Linked DNA regions of Homo sapiens: region 2 is linked to region 1. The links are chromatin loops, found by intact Hi-C in ENCODE. Cell type or tissue: CD4-positive, alpha-beta T cell. All regions are shown on one strand. Each heading gives the region's core, and the rest is flanking DNA. Links, peaks and the distances in the headings are about the cores only.

What was found. Hi-C counts contacts between places; a loop is a spot of excess contacts. Peaks named below come from ENCODE experiments on the same cell type or tissue, not always from the same donor. Only the 100,000 strongest peaks of a DNase experiment are listed, where the experiment ranks them.
Region 2: it touches region 1 in a loop (2.1-fold over the local background); 3 of 110 quality-filtered maps call a loop at or near these places.

Annotation. Positions count from the first base shown.
Region 1 is chr1:198,517,245-198,521,651 of GRCh38, forward strand. It overlaps LOC105371677 (a long non-coding RNA gene), which reads right to left and starts at 2,566. Exons shown (of 2, transcript XR_922398.3): 1 at 2,307-2,566. In CD4-positive, alpha-beta T cell, for the core only: no CTCF peak of the experiment used is centred there; DNase peaks (open chromatin) are centred at 2,587 and 3,467; H3K4me3 peaks cover 2,223 bases; H3K27ac peaks cover 2,345 bases.
Region 2 is chr1:198,942,922-198,947,328 of GRCh38, forward strand. No RefSeq gene overlaps it. Among named protein-coding and RNA genes, the nearest start is that of MIR181A1HG, 7.7 kb to the left of the region's middle. In CD4-positive, alpha-beta T cell, for the core only: no CTCF peak of the experiment used is centred there; no DNase peak of the experiment used is centred there.

The sequences.
Region 1 (4,407 bases), core at 162-4,161:
ATGTGGAGTCCGATGTTCCAGGGCAAGAAGTATCCAGCACGGGAGAAAGATGTAGGCTGGCAGGATAGGCCCGTCTGTCCTTTTCACGTTTTTTCTGCCTGCTTCATATTTTCTGGCAGCTGATTAGATGGTGCCCACCAGATTAAGGGTGGGTCTGCCTTCCCCAGCCCACTGACTCAAATGTTAATCTCTTTTGGCAACACCCTCACAGACACACCCAGGATCAATACTTGGATTCCTCAATCCAGTCAAGTTGACACTCAAGTTAACCATCACACCTGCCTTAAAAAACTAGTAGGGTTTGTCAGGCAGAGAAGGAAGAAAGGAAACTTCAGGCAAAGGGAATTAGCATATTGTAAAAATCAGCCTTAATATTATTATTTTATTTTTGAATGCTGCTGCTAACACTGTTGTTTCAACTTTCTCACCATTATTAGCAAGCCCTTCACTTGACTTAATGGGAGTGGTGTTTGTTCATTTTTACTAGACACATTTACTCATTTCATGGCTGGTGTTGTGTTGGTTTATATTCACTGCCTGCTGGTCCCTCTTTACTTTCTGTGTGGTCACACACAATTTTGAAAGTCTTTTCATGAGCAGTGGTCTATACAAGTTTCAATCAGCAAAATCACAGCTCTATTAAACCTTGCTGATTCTAGTTTGTCACCATGAAAAGCTTCTTGCTTCCTTTGTAGATGTAAATGTATATAACATTCAGTGCTTGTGGTTTTATTTGGAGTGTTTGGATATATTTACATTTTTGCTTAGGAAAGCATCTTTCTGAACTGTGACTACAAACTGTGAATTCCACTAGGAAACAGGTCTTCAGAATATTGGCAAGGCTCTCATATTCACTGTTATCTCTATTTAAATATCTTTGGGATTTGTCTGTGGAACACATATGTTCTTATTAATTGATTACACATTAATAAAAATGATAACAAGTTAACAGTTACAGATACTTTTTCAGTGGAAGTGCTAGCATGATAAAACAGGCTCAGTGAAACTTCTGTTCCATTGGATTCTACTTAACTGAACATGAAGAAACAGTTTAGTTACTCTAGTTTAAAAATAAGGGAATTTCATAATGGTCTATTTAAACTGTCTGCAAAAGAAGTTACAGTGATTTTTCTGGCATTCTCTCCCTCGTAACCTCCTTCCACACTCATTTTGTCTTTATGTCAGCCTATTTGGTTTAGTTTTTTTCAACTATAATAATAATTACCATTATTATAGACACTTATATTTGCTACTTATATATGAATCCAAATAGTCTAGTCTGAGGGATGGTGATCTTAATTACTGTGTTAAACTACACAGTATTAAATATTCTTTATGTTCACAATACCTATTGCAGGAGTTTAGTTTATTAGATGGCACAGAGAACCCCAGTTCACTCAAAATGTACCTTATCTTAAACTGGACTTGAGGAGCTGGGTCACTGGAAGTGGTAGGAGTAAGAATACAGGACTTGTCACTTTTGGTAATAGCCATGTCTGTATTTCTACTACCAATCTCAAATGTATGTTATCACATAATTCAATAATTATGGCTGAATAAGTGAGTGAGTAAATGAATAGTTAACATTGCACGGGACATAAGGTCCTCCAGTCATTTATGTCATTGATAAGTAGCTTTTTCAGGTGACTCTTGGAAGTAAGCAAACTCACTACACTAGTAACTCCTTGCATTGCCAATATTAGGCAGTCCCAAGAGAGCTGAGATGGAAGAACAGGAAATAGGAGAAGCATGCAGTTATCACAGTTATATTTCTTCAAGTTGATAAAATGGAATCATTATTTTTGTAATGAGCTCTATGCTTAGATTTCTATCTTTCTTTTAAGTGGTTTATTTCCAATAATTTTCTTTTCTTTAAGTTTAGGGACACAGTAGTCTTTCAAGAAGAATTATTTCAGTTCAACTTTAGAGTTAAAAGACACAGGACAAGGGAGCTAATCTCAAGTCTTTGATGATGAATTTAGAGGTGAAATCAGACTACCTGCCTACTCTCTTCCTGCAGTTGAGCAACTCACCATGACCAGAGGAAAACACACAACTGACTTAATCTCATTTTAAAACTATGACAATAAGCCTCATTTAGACATACAGTGCTGCTTGATAATCCTATTACACTTTCCTAGCATAGTAATCTTCTTACTTTCTAAAATGACCATTTTACCCTTTCTCGTGTTTGATAAGTCCCCTAAAATTACTCCTCATTCTCAGCTGATCATTGTCCTCGAATTTAGTTTGAAATTAGTGGTAAATAGGAACTTTCTCATCTTCCTACCACTAGATCTACTTACCTACTATGTTTGTCAATCCATGCCCATGGTCATCTTCCTGTTGAAGGCCAATTCTTCTACTTCGGATCTGAATTCTAGGCTTCCTGCCTTCTCAAGGACTTTGCTTCTGCAATAGTTCCCCTCTCTATTCGTCATAGAGATTCTTTCTCCTCTAGAGGAATTTCAATCAGCATATGAATATGCGATAACATTTCCTAGTCCAGACAAGAAACACGTGCTTGACACACATCTGTCTCAAGCTGCAGCCCCATTTCTCTGATCATTTTTATAGTTTTGTAGTTATCTATAACTGCTATCTCTAGCTTTCTCACCACACTTTCTCTCCTCAAACTCCTCCTCCACATATGTAAATCTAACAGTCACATCTCTGTCCTATTTTACTTGAACACTAAGCAGCATTCAAGACAGTTGGTCACCCTCTCCTTTTTAAGGCAATATTCAATCGGTATAGCAGTTAGCTATTGCTTCATAACGCATCACCCTAAAACTCAGTGGCTTAAAATGTTTATTATTGCTCATGAGTCTATGAGTTTTCCGGGTGGCTCATACGATGTCCTCTTTGCTCATGCCTGCATTCATGGTCGGTGGCAGGTAATGTGGCTGTGCTGATTTAGGCTGGACTCTGACATGTTGGGGGTTGGCTAGACCTAGAATGGCCTCAGCTGGGATATTTCAAAGGTGGCAGCTTTCTGCACACTCTGGCCAACTCTCTTCTACTAGCTCTATCCATCTAGAAAGTAATGGCTGTGATGCATTGATGACAATTCCTGACTTTGTGTGTATTTGTGTGCTAACATCGAGAATAAAAACCGAAATCCTTGCATTCCTTTGCAAGCCTGTAAATTGCATGGTTTTGTTTTTAAGTGCAATGGAAATGAGTAAGAACTCAATGGAATAATTTTTCATTTTGTAGTTTCTGATTGTGCAAAGGATCAAAACAAGGGTAAAGACCAATTAAAAACATGCTAACACTATTCTATTTCTGTGTGAAGATCTATCGGAACAGAAAAAGCCTTTTAGTATAAGTATACGTACAAAAAAGTCAACTTTTTTTCTGTGACTGAGAAAGCTCTCACAGATAAGTGAGCTAGCTCTGAAATACATAAAACCTTTTCATATGTAAATAAAGTAAAACCTGGCAGCTCTACCATCTGTGAAGGTGTGAGAGTTCTTAGAAAATGACTCATTCAGTTAGGCAAAGATGTGAAACCATATTTGAATGTAAAAATATGCAAACTACACAGAATCTAGGATATTGGGGGCAGCAACAGCACATACTCTTAACAATACAGTGTTTAGAATAAACGTGAGATTGTTGAGAAATTGACAAATACTACAGTAGTGAATGAAAAAACTAAAAGTAATAAATACTGCTTTTGAAAAATTGGTCTGACTTAGTATGTAAAAATAAGTGTTAAAGGGCCTACAGAGATCATTTATTTCAACACCATTTTCAGATTACAGCACTAAAAAAGAATCGTAGGCCCAGAGAGGTTGAGTGAGTTGCCAATAGGACATAGAAAGCTTGTGGCGCTGGCAGGACTGGATGTACAGTGTGCTGATGCCTAAGTCTCATCTCTTTCTTCTAGACCTGGCTCCTCTTTACTTCTGAGAAAAATCCTCTACTGACTTTAATGTGTTTCTATAGTATTTAGGGCCTAAAAGATATCCTTTCTCTTGTGCTGGCTCAGGAATTTATTATTAACTTGAGTGTTCCATATAACATATTCAAGCTTTCACATCCAGAAAACTGGCGTCTTGATGGTTTTCATGAGACAAGACAGAAAACTGCATCTTATGATATAAGGCAAATCACAATGCTATCTTTTTCAGAATTATCTTTTCACGTGATAACTCCCAAAATGTGCAATTTTACTCATTATTTTATTTATCTAAGCTTTGCAGAATAGAGTAATTGAATTCTCCAAATCTGTGTTGAGTAGAAATCCTCCAACACTGTCCTAATGTCAGGGAGACACAACTTTAATTGATGCCTTCTCCTCCACCCCCCTCAAAAAATGGGAGCCAGTGTTCCTAGGAATATTTGATATCTTTCTCTTCTTTAATTGGCAATCAGTTCTCATTCTAATAAATGGGGAAA
Region 2 (4,407 bases), core at 110-4,109, 430 kb after region 1:
ATGGATCTTTTAAAAAGGCAACCTGATTCTTTTACTCCTCAGCTTAATACTTTTTAGTGGTCCCATTACTTCTAAGGCAAACTGTGAATGTCCCTGAGGAGGCTGCTTTTGTAAGCTCCAGTGTTTTATTAAAGTAAATGCATGGAAATGTTTAATGTATGAATAACATTATAATTTACTTAGTTAAGTCTCTTAAACTTGCCCTCAAACCTTTTAAAATCTTCAAGTGAAACTGAGGCATCAGCAGTGAACAATATTTGTCCAGTGGCATGAAGAATTCCTAAGGGAACTAACGTTCTAGTCTTAGAATATGAAGACAGAGTAGATTCAATATCTTTCTTCTTCAAGAGGATTGAAAGCCCACTCTCAGCAACAGAGAGACCTGTTTTCTCTTCCCCCAGATGAATCTTCTGTCTTTAAACTCTAGAGGAGTTCTAGGAAATCTTACATGTTTTTATATTGCCTCTTTCCTTTCCAGGGGTCCGTGAAAGTGAGGGCATCCCAAACATACAATGCAATAATAGAAATTATAAGGTGGGTTAGGTCAGATGGCTTTCTAATTTTCTTGAGTTTCCCTCTTTTCTTTCACCACTCTTCATTCTTCATTATTTCGTAACTCAGTTAATAGCAGCCCAACAATTGGTCAGTCTGAAACCTGCCTATCTTTCTTAATTCCCTTCTTTCTCCTCTGCATGCCCACAGATAAGTGAATATTGTGGGGCTTACCTTTAAAATAGACTTGAAATGCAATTACCTCTCACCATGTCTTTTGCTGCTGTGCACACTGAAACCACTATTATCTCCCACATGCATTACTGCAATCATCTTCATCTGGACTCTTCTTCCACACATGCACTCACTCCCACCACAATATGTTCTCCAACAGCAGCTAGCTTTTAAAACATAAAATATATTATGTCCTTTTCTTGCTTAGAATTCTCCAGTTGCTTCCCACTACATCTACATTAATCACCCGATTCATTGCTATGACCTATAAGACATAACATCATCCTGTCATAATCCATACCTCACACTCTGATCTCATCTTTTGCCCACCCCTCTCTCATTGCACTGCCATCACACTGGCCTTAGTTTCAGACATTCTGCAAGCTGTTTGATTAGCTGTTCTCTCTGCTGTCAATGTGCTTCCCCTTGATCTTCATCTGCTGGCTCCTCCTCATCATCTGTATTTTTCTTCAAATGTCACTGCTCAGAGAAACGATTTTTTTTTTGGAATGATCCCTACACATCTACCTATCTAACTTTTTGTCTTGTTTTGTTTTGCATAGCAATTATTATCAGAAAATGTCTTAGTAGTTCATTTACTTGTCTACTATCTCTCCTTCCCCATCTAAATATGAGTCTTACGAGAGAATACTGGTCATCATTATTTTTTCTCAAGTGCTTAGAACTTTTCATTGCATATAATAAGCAATCAGGTCTTTGTTAAATGAATGAATGAATGCTTAAATAATTATAAAAATTATAAGATAATTCAAGTAGTATATTTGAGGGGAAAAATCACCTGTCACAATAAAATTAATGTAGTTCTATATATTAAAAAAATAAAGAAACACTATTGCATTATCACTGAAGGCTAAAACCCAATATACAAGTTAACAAAAAATATATTGATGTTGAATGTTCAGAGAACTATCTAACATTCTAATTTTGACTAAAATTTTTTTGTTTGCAGTAAAACAATTGAGCTCAACAATTCTTTTTTTCTTTTTTTTTTTTTTTTAGATGGAGTCTTGCTCTGTTGCCCAGGCTGGAGTGCAGTAGCATGATCTCAGCTCACTGCAAGCTCCACCTCCCGGGTTCAAGCCATTCTCCTGCCTCAGCCTCCCGAGTCGCTGGGACTTCAGGCGCCTGCCACCTCACCCGGCTACTTTTTTGTATTTTTAATAGAGATGGGGTTTCACTATGTTGGCCAGGATGGTCTCAGTCTCCTGACCTCATGATCCGCCCGCATCGGCCTCCCAAAGTGCTGGGATTACAGGTGTGAGCCACCGTGCCCGGCCCTGAGCTCAAAAATTCTAAATACACTTTATAATGGCCATTAAGTATATTCAGTTGTAAATAAATTGATTGAGAAAATGAAATTGAGTAAAGTACTCAAAATGTAGTAGTCATGAAAATAAAAATAATACCAACAATTTAATTTATGAGTATGTTTCCCTCACTCTTTCAAAATTGTATCTATGTGCTCTTGAAAAATTGTTCAAGGCCAAACAGAGTGAAGAGAAGTATATCTATGTTGTTGCCCTGTAAAAATATTTCTGTCTACATTAAAATGGTCAATTTCTATGTTCAACTTTCTGAAGAAAAACCTACTGAAAAATGAATGTTATTGATGGCAGAATTGGACATCCTGAACTACATGTTATTAAATAAACCCAAATACATACCACTTTATAAATCCTACAGTGTCTTTAAGAAAACATACTTACCAGCCCAGCACAATAGTTCACGCCTGTAATCCCAGCACTTTGGGAGGCCGAGGCGGGTGGATCACCCGAGGTCAGGAGTTCGAGACTAGCCTGGCCAACATGACGAAACCTCGTCTCTACTAAAAACACAAAAATTAGCCAGGCATGGTGGCATGCACCTGTAGTCCCAGATACTTGGGAGGCTGAGGGAGGGGAATTGCTTGAACCTGGAAGGCAGAGGTTGCAGTGAGCCGAGATCATGCCACTACACTCCAGCCTGGGTGACAGAGTGAGACTCCATCTCAAAATAATAATAATAATAATAATAATAATAAAAGAAAATATCTTACCAATAATAATCTTTTATATTAATATAGCGCTTGATACATCTCAAAGCTCTTTAACTCCCACTGTTACCTATATTCACAATAACACTATGAGGAATGTGGTACTAGTATTTTTATCTCCTTAATATAAAGAGAGAAACTGAGATCTGGAAAATAATATGATTGTTGGTAAGTCACAATGCAGCATAGGAACAGCACCATGTCTCATGATGACTATGAAATTATTCTGTATCTTGGACATGCAAATAAATTATTGGATTATGTTAAGATTTCTAATTTGACCTCAAACTTGCATACTAAAGGGGAGAATGATTGTAGAAATAGCTACTTTTCACAGGTATGCATAAAACCTTTAGTTATATAGTTCTTGCTAGTAATTTTGCCCAGTTTTTTGGGTGGTCTGGGCCTTGGGTGGGAAAATTGGGATCTGATGAAACGAGAGTTATCTGAGCAGGACGTTTCTTAACCGTTCTGAATTTACAATGAGTACATATTGGAATATGTGGACAGATCATAGGGAGTTGAAGTAAACAAGCTAAAAAAGGCTGCCTCTTATTTTGCATTGAACTCTGTAAGAGATGACATTTTCTGTGAACTTAGATTTTTTACCTTTAAGTGGCTGTAAGGTGTTTGATTTTTCTTGGTCTATTATCCTTTCTTAAGAGTGATGGCCAGATTTCTTATGAGTACATAAAAGCCTTCAGACACAGTGAATTTCTCAAATACATATATCATTCATGTAGAACAAATTTGAAAACTCATTATTTTGGTTTTTTCTTTTCCTTTTTTTTTAAAGATTGGGTCTTTCTGCGTTGCCCAGGCTGGTCTCAAACTCCTGAATTCAAGTGATCTTTGCTCAGCCTCTTGAGTAGCTGAGACAACAGGTGCATGTCACTGCACTTGGCATGGTTTTCCATTTTTCATGTGGCTGCTTTGACTTCATGTGGAAAAGAGAAGATAGGCAATCTCCCAATTTCCAGTGCCTAGGCTGACAAAACTCAAAGTATATTTTCGTTGTCTTCTAATCACAGGGAAAGAGTTATATAGACAGAATGCAGCCTGTGAATAGATACTCTATATTTTAGAATTAAATTGAGCAAAACAAAGTGTCATTATTGCCTAGTCTCAGATTAAAACCACAAAATTATATAAAAGAACAATGTTTTTATTAGAGTTTAAATTTCACTTATCAATACACCATTTGAGCATTTACGTCTAGATAACCAAACAGGAATGCTTCTCCAAAATTAACATGCACATGAAGTACTTGGAACCTTGTTAAAATACAGATTCTGATTCTGTAGGTCTGAAGCACTGTCTTCAATTCTGCATATCTAACAATCTCCTGGGAGATGCTGAATCTGCTGCTCTGCTGAGTACACTCATTAGCAAGGCACTAGGAACCATTTAGAAATCTTAGGGCATAATATCAGAGGCTAACTACTTAAAGGTAACTTAATAACGATCTCCAACAGGAGAGTTTCTCCCACCACACTCTTTCCCTTTTTCTTTTTATCCTCTGTGTCAATTCTTGTCCTCACCCTCCAACTTTATCATACCTTGCTATCACTTGACCATACATGACAACTTCAGGCCACAGCTATTCTTATGTCATCATCAGCCACATA